2 separate regions of the Homo sapiens genome follow, and region 1 is linked to region 2. A link is a contact called in ENCODE Hi-C or POLR2A ChIA-PET data. All regions are on one chromosome and are shown on one strand. Each heading gives the region's core, a stretch centred on a gene start or an enhancer-like site at or near the end of the contact. The rest is flanking DNA. Distances are from core to core; before and after follow the strand shown.

Region 1 (3,783 bases), core at 1,156-3,655, 260 kb after region 2:
CCTGGTATCCAGGGCTTTCTCTCTCATTGTAGATCTGAGTCTTACATACTGTGGGTTAAAACACCAACGAGAACCTGATTTTGTTTCTTAATTCTAGATAGAAAAGTCTTGGGGAAGGCTCTGACTGTGCTGGCTTCAGGCAGGGGCCCCAGCCAGGTCCAGGCAACTCTAGTTAGTGGAGGTGGGGTCATGTAAGAACATGGCCACACTCCCCGCATCCCCTGAACCACATGTTTAGAGGGCGGAAAGGAGCAATTCCAAACAGGGAGCTGCTTTCTTGGAAGGAAGGATGGGTTCTAATCAAAGCAAGCAGCAGTCATTTACTAAACATACATAACATACTTGCATATGGACTTGAGAAATGTTTCTTAGGGATTTTTGCCATCTTGGTAATAATCAGAGTCTTGGTAAAAGTCAGAAATCAAAAACCTAATCAGATGCATCTATATGGCAAAAACTATAAGATTCTTTCATTTGTTTGTTTTTAACTCGAAACTCCAAAGATGACAGAAGATATTGAGAATGGCTGGACCCACACTCTAAAGCAAACTAAATACACAGCAGTTACACTCATATTTATATGTACCATAGCGCACGGGACTTCAATGAGTTCTTATATTCACCTCAGTTTCTCCTCCCTAAGGAAGCAGTGACCACTGCGGATTGACGCAGCTAAGGGGGTTTTCTAGGCTTACTTGGATTGGATTCTCTTTGGCATGCTCACTGTTGTTTTTTTCTTGCTTGATTTGGTCTGAGCTGAGATGTCCACCCTTTACTGGAGGACTGTCATGTTGGAGACTTGCCTCTGCTAGCTCACTGGACGGGCTGTGCTCACTGTGGCCTCCTTACCTGGATGAGTCAGTCAGCACGCTCTCAAAGGGTCCTATCTCTTTCTGCATGGGTGGCTATCTCTGCAAGGGCTGTGATGGTGGGTAAAATGTCCAAAGACCCATAGGCAGCATGAAATGCACCAAATGTCCATTTACTCAACTCAGTGGTATCTGACATAAGACCACAGAACACACCTTCTCTCCACCACCCATCTTGCTTGACCCTACTTGCGGGTAGTATGTTGCCAGCAACCTGGATATTATTGTTAATTAATTCATGCCTAACATGCAGTGGCTTATACTGGGTATTATTGAATGTCTAAGAATAGGCACAGAGCCTGAAATTGAGAAGTGAAAACTGCAAAATGGCTGGGTGGAAAAAATGATGGGACATGGAGCAGGCCTTTTGGTATTTTCCCTGTAGTTATCTTTTACAGGTTAAATAAGATTAATATTCATGGTGAACCAAGAGCAATTAGCTACTTTGCATGTGTTACTGCTTCTTAGCCTATTCTAAACTCTGTTTTATGTATTTATTTTAAAGGACTTTGCCTTGATTAGGGCCATTCGTATAAGACCTTGTACTTTGCATATTTGCAATCATGTTTGCATGTTTGCATTTCTAAAGTTTTGAATTTCAAATCAGGCAACGAGTTTCAGCAAATATACTTCATGTACACATGACCGTAATCAGGGCGTGAGACTATACTACAATAAAATCCCAAAATGGCTTCTAGGAATAAAAGATTTTATGTTTTCTATTTATAATAAAAATTTGGGGTGAGGGTTGGCTTTATTTTAAAAACAGAATAATTCTGTATGTAATTTAAATGCAAAATTGCGAACTAGTATTTTTCTAATTGTATTCAAAATCTGAACCCCCTAATGGGGGCAAGGGAAGGTTGGAATATTCTTATCCATAATGATGACTGAACAATAGGCCTTTCCCCTTTTCTTTCCTCTGCTTCCCTGGGACAGCAGCGCCCACTGTCACGCACGTATCACTTACTCTCATACTGTTTTCCAGGATACTTGGCCAAGGCATCTTCTAACATGTTATAAGATGATTTCAGAAATAATTTTTATCAGATCATAGTTAATCTTTCTAACAGATCTATGAGGTAAACATCCCAGGCCCACTCGCTACAAATGTCAGGGCTGCGATTTTTAGCCAGATTTTTTTGACTTTTAATCAAGGACCTTTTTCACTTCATTTATATTTCTCAAATTAAAGTCTGAAGATCCTTGAAAGTCTTCAGTCGTATTCTGAAGGGGCCTTGAGTTCTCTGTGAGAATTCAATTTTGTATTTTCATTTTGATGCTAATAATCAGTGAAGATCAACATATTTTGGTTCATTTGGATGATCAACTTAACGGAGAGCTTCCACATACTTTCAGGGCCTGCATTTTTATCTGTGTTTAAGATTTTCTTGGTGACAGGGAGTGACAGTTTCTTTGTCATTGAAAAATCATTGTAAATAATTTTTAAAAAAACAAAACACACAGACATGTGAATGTTGTGTTCTCACCAAGTGAAGGTCCGATGACCTCATCACAGGATGTACAAAGGAAGGTTCTGCATAACGTAAATAGAGACAAGCAGTGGAAGCATTGAGTCACTGCAAAGCATGAGGCCAGCAGGCTGAACTCAGGAGAGCCTGGGCAGGGAGCACCACTTTCATGCCGTTGAGGGGAGTGACCATTCTGTATTTGTTCCATTAAATTAAAAGTATTCATTTGAATCGTATGACTTTCCTACATTTGTTCACCTATAAGTTTGTTTTGGTTTTATTGTGGCATGAAGTCTATATGAAAACATTCTTTGTATCTAGTTTTAAGTTTACATATATTAAAAATAACATTTTAATAAAAATCACTTAGGGATGACATCAGAGGTCCATGAGAATGTCTTTCCCTTAAAGACGGTCACACATTATTCCATCAGCACTCCATCATAGGCTAAGTTTCCAAAGAAGTTTTAGGAAAGAGGAAAGTATATTTGAGGGTTTTTGTTTTGTTTTGTTTTGTTCTTTTTTCTTTTTTTTTTTTTTTTTGACAGAGTTTCGCTCTTGTTGCCCAGGCTGGAGTGCAATGGCGCGATCTTGGCTCACTGTAGCCTCCGCCTACCAGGTTCAAGCGATTCTCCTGCCCCAGCCTCCAAGTAGCTGAGATTACAGGCGCCTGCCATCATGCCTAATTTTTTGTAGTTTTAGTAGGGATGGGGTTTCACCACGTTGGCCAGGCTGGTCGTGAATCCCTGACCTCAGGTGATCCACCCGCCTTGGCCTCCCAAAGTGCTGGGAGTGCAGGCATGAGCCACTGCACCGGCCCATGTTTGAGTTTTATGCAATTTATGTTGGTGACTTGTTAACAGCACCAGAGGCCCTACCTTCAAAATATATCGAGTCCAGTTGCTTTTACTCCCTCTATTCTTAGTGCCTGGTCTAGTCACCATTTCTCAGCTGCCTAGATGACAGCCACAGCTCCCAGCTCCTGCCAACCCCTCTGTCCATTCTCAACCTACAACCAGAGGGAGGCTGCTCAAGCCTGAGCCTGATCCTGTGACTCCTCTTCTTCCCACCTGCTAAATGGCTCCCCTCCCTCTCAGAGTGACTGCCAAAGGCCCCCTTACCAGCAGGCCCTGCACTAGCCCCTGTGCCGCTCCAGCGTCTCCACGGCTCCCACTGTGCTCCCACCACTGCAGCCCCACTGACCCCTCCTTGCTCCTGGAACACACCAGGCCTACTCCTGCCTCGGGACCTTTGCACTTCCTTTCCCACTGCTTGGGAAGCTTTTCCCCAGATGCCCAGTGGCTGCCTGCCTCCCTTGGCTCAAGTCTTCTCTCAAATCTCATGTTGGCAGTGATGCCTTCCTGACCACTCTGTATAAAACTGTAAACCCTAGGCTGGGCACGATGGCTCACGCCTGTAATCCCGGCACTTTGGGAGGCTGA
Region 2 (4,272 bases), core at 519-3,018:
CCCACAGCTTCTCCCACCATCCACAGCTAACACTGGCCATCTCTCCAGCTCCAACCTTATCTTGATTTACCCTCTTTTCCAGTGCTCCCCCTTCATGAGGCTTCTTTCATCTCCTTCTGATTTCCATGTTTCCTTTTAACATAGAAAAATGTCATGAGCTGTTCCCTTAGTCTGTTTCCTTCCCTTTAATTGCCTAATTAACACCTACTATGCTTCTTGCCTTATATACTAGAACACATTTACATTTTTATGTGTTTTGTATGAAAGTTTGGTTCATGTCTGTTTTACTCACTAGACTTGAAGGTCAATAAGACCACGGACTATGCTTTTATATGCCCTTATATCCCCAGCATCTATCTCACTCCTTGGCACACAGTAGGGCCTTTATCAATATTAGTTAAATAAATCTGAATGTGAATTCCAAGTCTGAAACTTCTAAGTTATGTGAGTTCCAGTTTTATCTACACTGAGTTTCAGTTTTTCTATCTGTAAAATAGGGATAATCATACCACTCTGGGTTACTGTGGCATTAAATACGTCTAAAGCACCCTGCCTCTAATAATGAGTAAATTATTTGATAAGTGAATGTATGATATAATTTCCCAAAGAATCCATTTCCCTAGTGCTAACATCATTGCTGTCAGTGTTCTTCAATCTCTACCTCTGATTTTAACAGATCTCAACTTTTGTTAGAGTGGCTTTTTTTCAGTGTTTCTTTTACATAAGGCACCAAATCCAAGCCATCCCATGTCCTTGGCTAGTTGAGTAGCTCTCAAATTTTCCTGAGTTCATAACCAGTGCTACGTCGCTTAATGCTGATTTGGTCTTTACTTACATCATTTTTTTCCTCAGACCATAAATTCATTGAGAGTAGGGTCCATAGACTACATTATTGTATAAATTTTATAATTTTTTCTGCAGGAGTATGAAAGGCATCCTGGTATATTAGTAAAAGTACAAGGTTTAGACTCAAATGGTCTCTTCGTTTTACTGTTTGGTAGCAGGGTAATTCTCAGCTAATCTCTCAAATCTGTTTAAGCCAGTGGTTTCCAAACATGAAACTACTGTACATTAAAATCATCTTTTTCATTAGTATTTTTTAAAAATACTAATGCCTGGTTTCCACCCCTAGTCATTCTGATGCAATGGGCACAGGTTGCTGCCGAGGCATTGAGATTTTTGAAAACCCCCCAGGAAATTCTACAACCCTGTTTGGAAATCGTTGCTCTAAATCACAAATTCTCTTATCTGTAAAACAGTGGTGAAAATCGTTCCAATTATAAACAGTTAATGAGATACTTTAACAAGATCGTAGATGGTAAAAGTCTTGGCACATTAAAAGTAATCAGAGAATAATTGTTAGCATTGTTAGCTGGTGGTGGTGGAAGTAGTAATATATAGTCACGAGGAATCAGATGGTGAAGATTCATGAGGACACTCGTCAGCCTAGCTGGTTATGGAGCATATTTAGAACCCTTTAAATGTCAACCCAATTTCTATACATCTGGAACTTTTTTCTGACTTGTAGAAAGCACCTTACTGCAGAGGCATCTTTTATTTGGATTTACCTACAAGTGACATAGAAATTTGCCTTTCTCATCTCATGAGCCGAAGGTACGACACGTCCTGTGAGTCTAATAACTACTCAGGAAAACTTTTTCCGTGCCTTCAGCATTTACAAGGCTAACTTTAATACGTGGGGAAAAAATTTTGATATCAAGTTGCATCTGAGCCTTTGAAACTATTTTGGGTCAGCTACACAGCAGAAGTTGGAGGCTGGCAGAGAGCCGTAAAACTGAGCCAAAAATAAACCAAAGACCATTATAAAAATGCTTCGAGTGCCAAAAGCATGAGATGTTAAAATTGCAACATAATGGAGTAAAAATTTACAAAAGAGGCTTTCCAATGGTGGCACAAAGTGTTCCAACCCAGAGAAAGACAGTTCACAGGGAAACGTTTGGAGAGTAAACTCAGCGCCTGAAAATTAGCCTTCCAGACATGTAAGAATGCCCCCATCCAAGGCTATTTACAATGTATTACCCATCAAGAACCAAGAGTATTAATGTCCTTCCCCTCCTTCCCCTATTGGAGAGCACAGGCTGGATAGCTGGGGTACAGGAGAAGTTTTCATAAAAATTAATTGGGACACTCAGCTTTTCCCAATATTCAGCAAATGCTGCTCTACTTGCCCATCTCTTAGCCTGGACACATTCTTCCTCTCAATATCCAACCATTCCACAATGCAGTCTGGTGTACCTATTCATTATTTATGGTCTTATTTTCCTGAGCTCCAGAAAATATGGTAATGTATGCTCAATGCAGTCCCTTGGTGGAGGCTTTCTGGAAGGGTGGCATCAAGTGCTGGGTGTCTCCCTCCTGGCTCTGCCCTGCCTGCCAGTCTCAGCTTTCTCTGCTTGAGTCCGTTCCTACCCTCCTTTTCCACAATTAGGAACTGCTACCAATTGCACATGGACAGATTTATGCATGGCTCGAGACCAGCCAGTCTCCCACTGATGGTCTAAAAGAAGAGTATGTTCTGTGTCAACAATCCTTTGCACAGAGTCCAAATGGCTTTTTGTACATACTTCTTTTGACCCAGGCCCATAATTTTTTTAGGTTAGAATTTTATGAGCCCGATGCAAAGTCTATCAACATTTTCTTTGTGAGACATACTCAGGGTACAGCATGTTTCTGAAGTGTGCGAATATTTGGGGATATTTCTATCATTCCATGCCAAGAGAAGACACTGGGAAAAAAGAGGGAGGGGAGATGTGGAGAGGCAGTCTAATGACCACTTACTAAGGGAGTTTTAAATACCAAGACAGATATGATGGTCCATCAAAACATTTCGAAGTAGCTTTGATTAGAACCACACATTCAATTATGCACTTCTTATTCAGGTGGTCCCCCACAATGAGGCCACCAGGGCTACTACGACCCAGAGAGTGGCTTCATCAGCCAAGAGCTATACCATTCCATGCCATAACCCTGCTATGACCCCTGGCTGAAAAGATCAAGGTGGTGATACAGTCAACAACACAACAGTGCACCAGACCACAACCTCAATTTTCCCTAAAGATTTGCCCTTCTTGTCTATATCATGGTGTGACCTTCGAATAAGCTAGCAATGCTATGGACTGTGGTCTTGAGGGGCTTCAGATTGATAAGGACTATTGCATCTCTTCACACAATTGGAGAATAAACAGTCTTGATGCTCATGCTATACTCACTTATGTAGAAATTCAAAGAAAGTTCTCGGCTCTCTAAAAATGGCAAGTTGATGAGCATAGACAGGAAGCAAACTATAAAATGCTTAAGAGATGATCATATTTTCCCTCAATATCCCATTGAGTATTTTCATCAATATCTAATTTTTAAGAAAAGCCCAAAGAAAGCACCCAGACTCAAAACTCCATGATGTTACCAGCAGACACCAGGAGTCTAAAATGAAATGATGAGAGAGGGTTTTTCTTCCAGGCCCATTTTCCTCCCTATTTTTCTCTTTTCCATCTTCCCAAGGTTATTGCAAGATTTATGCTAAGGAAATGATAACCTGCTCTGTAAATGTAAGAGACTATTCATTTTATTATCACCTTTAGCCCATTCTTATTATTCTTTTCACGTTATCGATCCCATTCTACCCTAGTTGGGGTGTTGAGACTGCTGCCCGGCCCTCTGGGCCTTTCCTGAGAAATCTGAGCTTTCCCTCTCAGCCCTCTCCTGACCCCTTGCCACTGCATCAAAAAACATCATTCCTGATCATTGGTTTTAAACTGCTGCAATCACAGAAATGTCATCAAGGTCAAGAATGTGAGAATGTGTGTATGCATGTGTGTGTGTGTGTGAGTGTTTATATATGTGCGCTTATTGCGTATGAGTATATAATTTTGTTGTTTAGTCAATTAAATCTTAAAAATATGCATTTTTGTCTGTGCTATTCCCACACACCTTGATCTCCCAATCTAAATTGATCATCCAATTCAAACTACGATCTTAACGACTAACCCTAGAATACTGTGTTAACCTAAGCTGAAAGGTATGATGACTAAAATAATGAGATCTAACACAAAGATAGCATAGATAGCAAAGATAGACCAGTACCTAGTCTAAGTGCTTTGTATATAGTAGCTCCCTTAATCCCTCAAACCTAATGAGGTAGGTGTTATCTTCAATTTAGAGATGGAGAAACTGAGACACAGGATTAATGTAATTTACCCAGAGTAACACAACTAGGTAAGTGGATGAGTCAGCTTTTAAACTGGTACTGTCTAG

The links. A loop is a pair of places that touch in the nucleus more often than their neighbours do. ChIA-PET counts read pairs that join two places held with the same protein, here RNA polymerase II (POLR2A).
Region 1: a loop to region 2 is called in a map of ascending aorta, with 2.0 times the contacts of the local background. The contact joins two enhancer-like sites. A Hi-C loop is called at or near these places in 1 of 168 maps with a recorded cell type or tissue (ascending aorta). POLR2A ChIA-PET finds 5 or more read pairs at or near these places in 1 of 52 experiments (WTC11).

Annotation. Positions count from the first base shown.
Region 1 is chr9:81,757,451-81,761,233 of GRCh38, forward strand. All of the region lies in intron 3 of TLE1-DT (TLE1 divergent transcript), which reads left to right. Among named protein-coding and RNA genes, the nearest start is that of TLE1-DT, 70 kb to the left of the region's middle. RefSeq lists an enhancer at 3,056-3,557. Within about 2 kb of position 2,406, at least 3 of the 41 ENCODE cell types and tissues checked have a DNase peak (open chromatin) inside an H3K27ac peak, as active enhancers do; they include ascending aorta, where a contact is called at or near this core.
Region 2 is chr9:81,497,368-81,501,639 of GRCh38, forward strand. No RefSeq gene overlaps it. Among named protein-coding and RNA genes, the nearest start is that of TLE1, 190 kb to the right of the region's middle. Within about 2 kb of position 1,769, at least 5 of the 41 ENCODE cell types and tissues checked have a DNase peak (open chromatin) inside an H3K27ac peak, as active enhancers do; they include ascending aorta, where a contact is called at or near this core.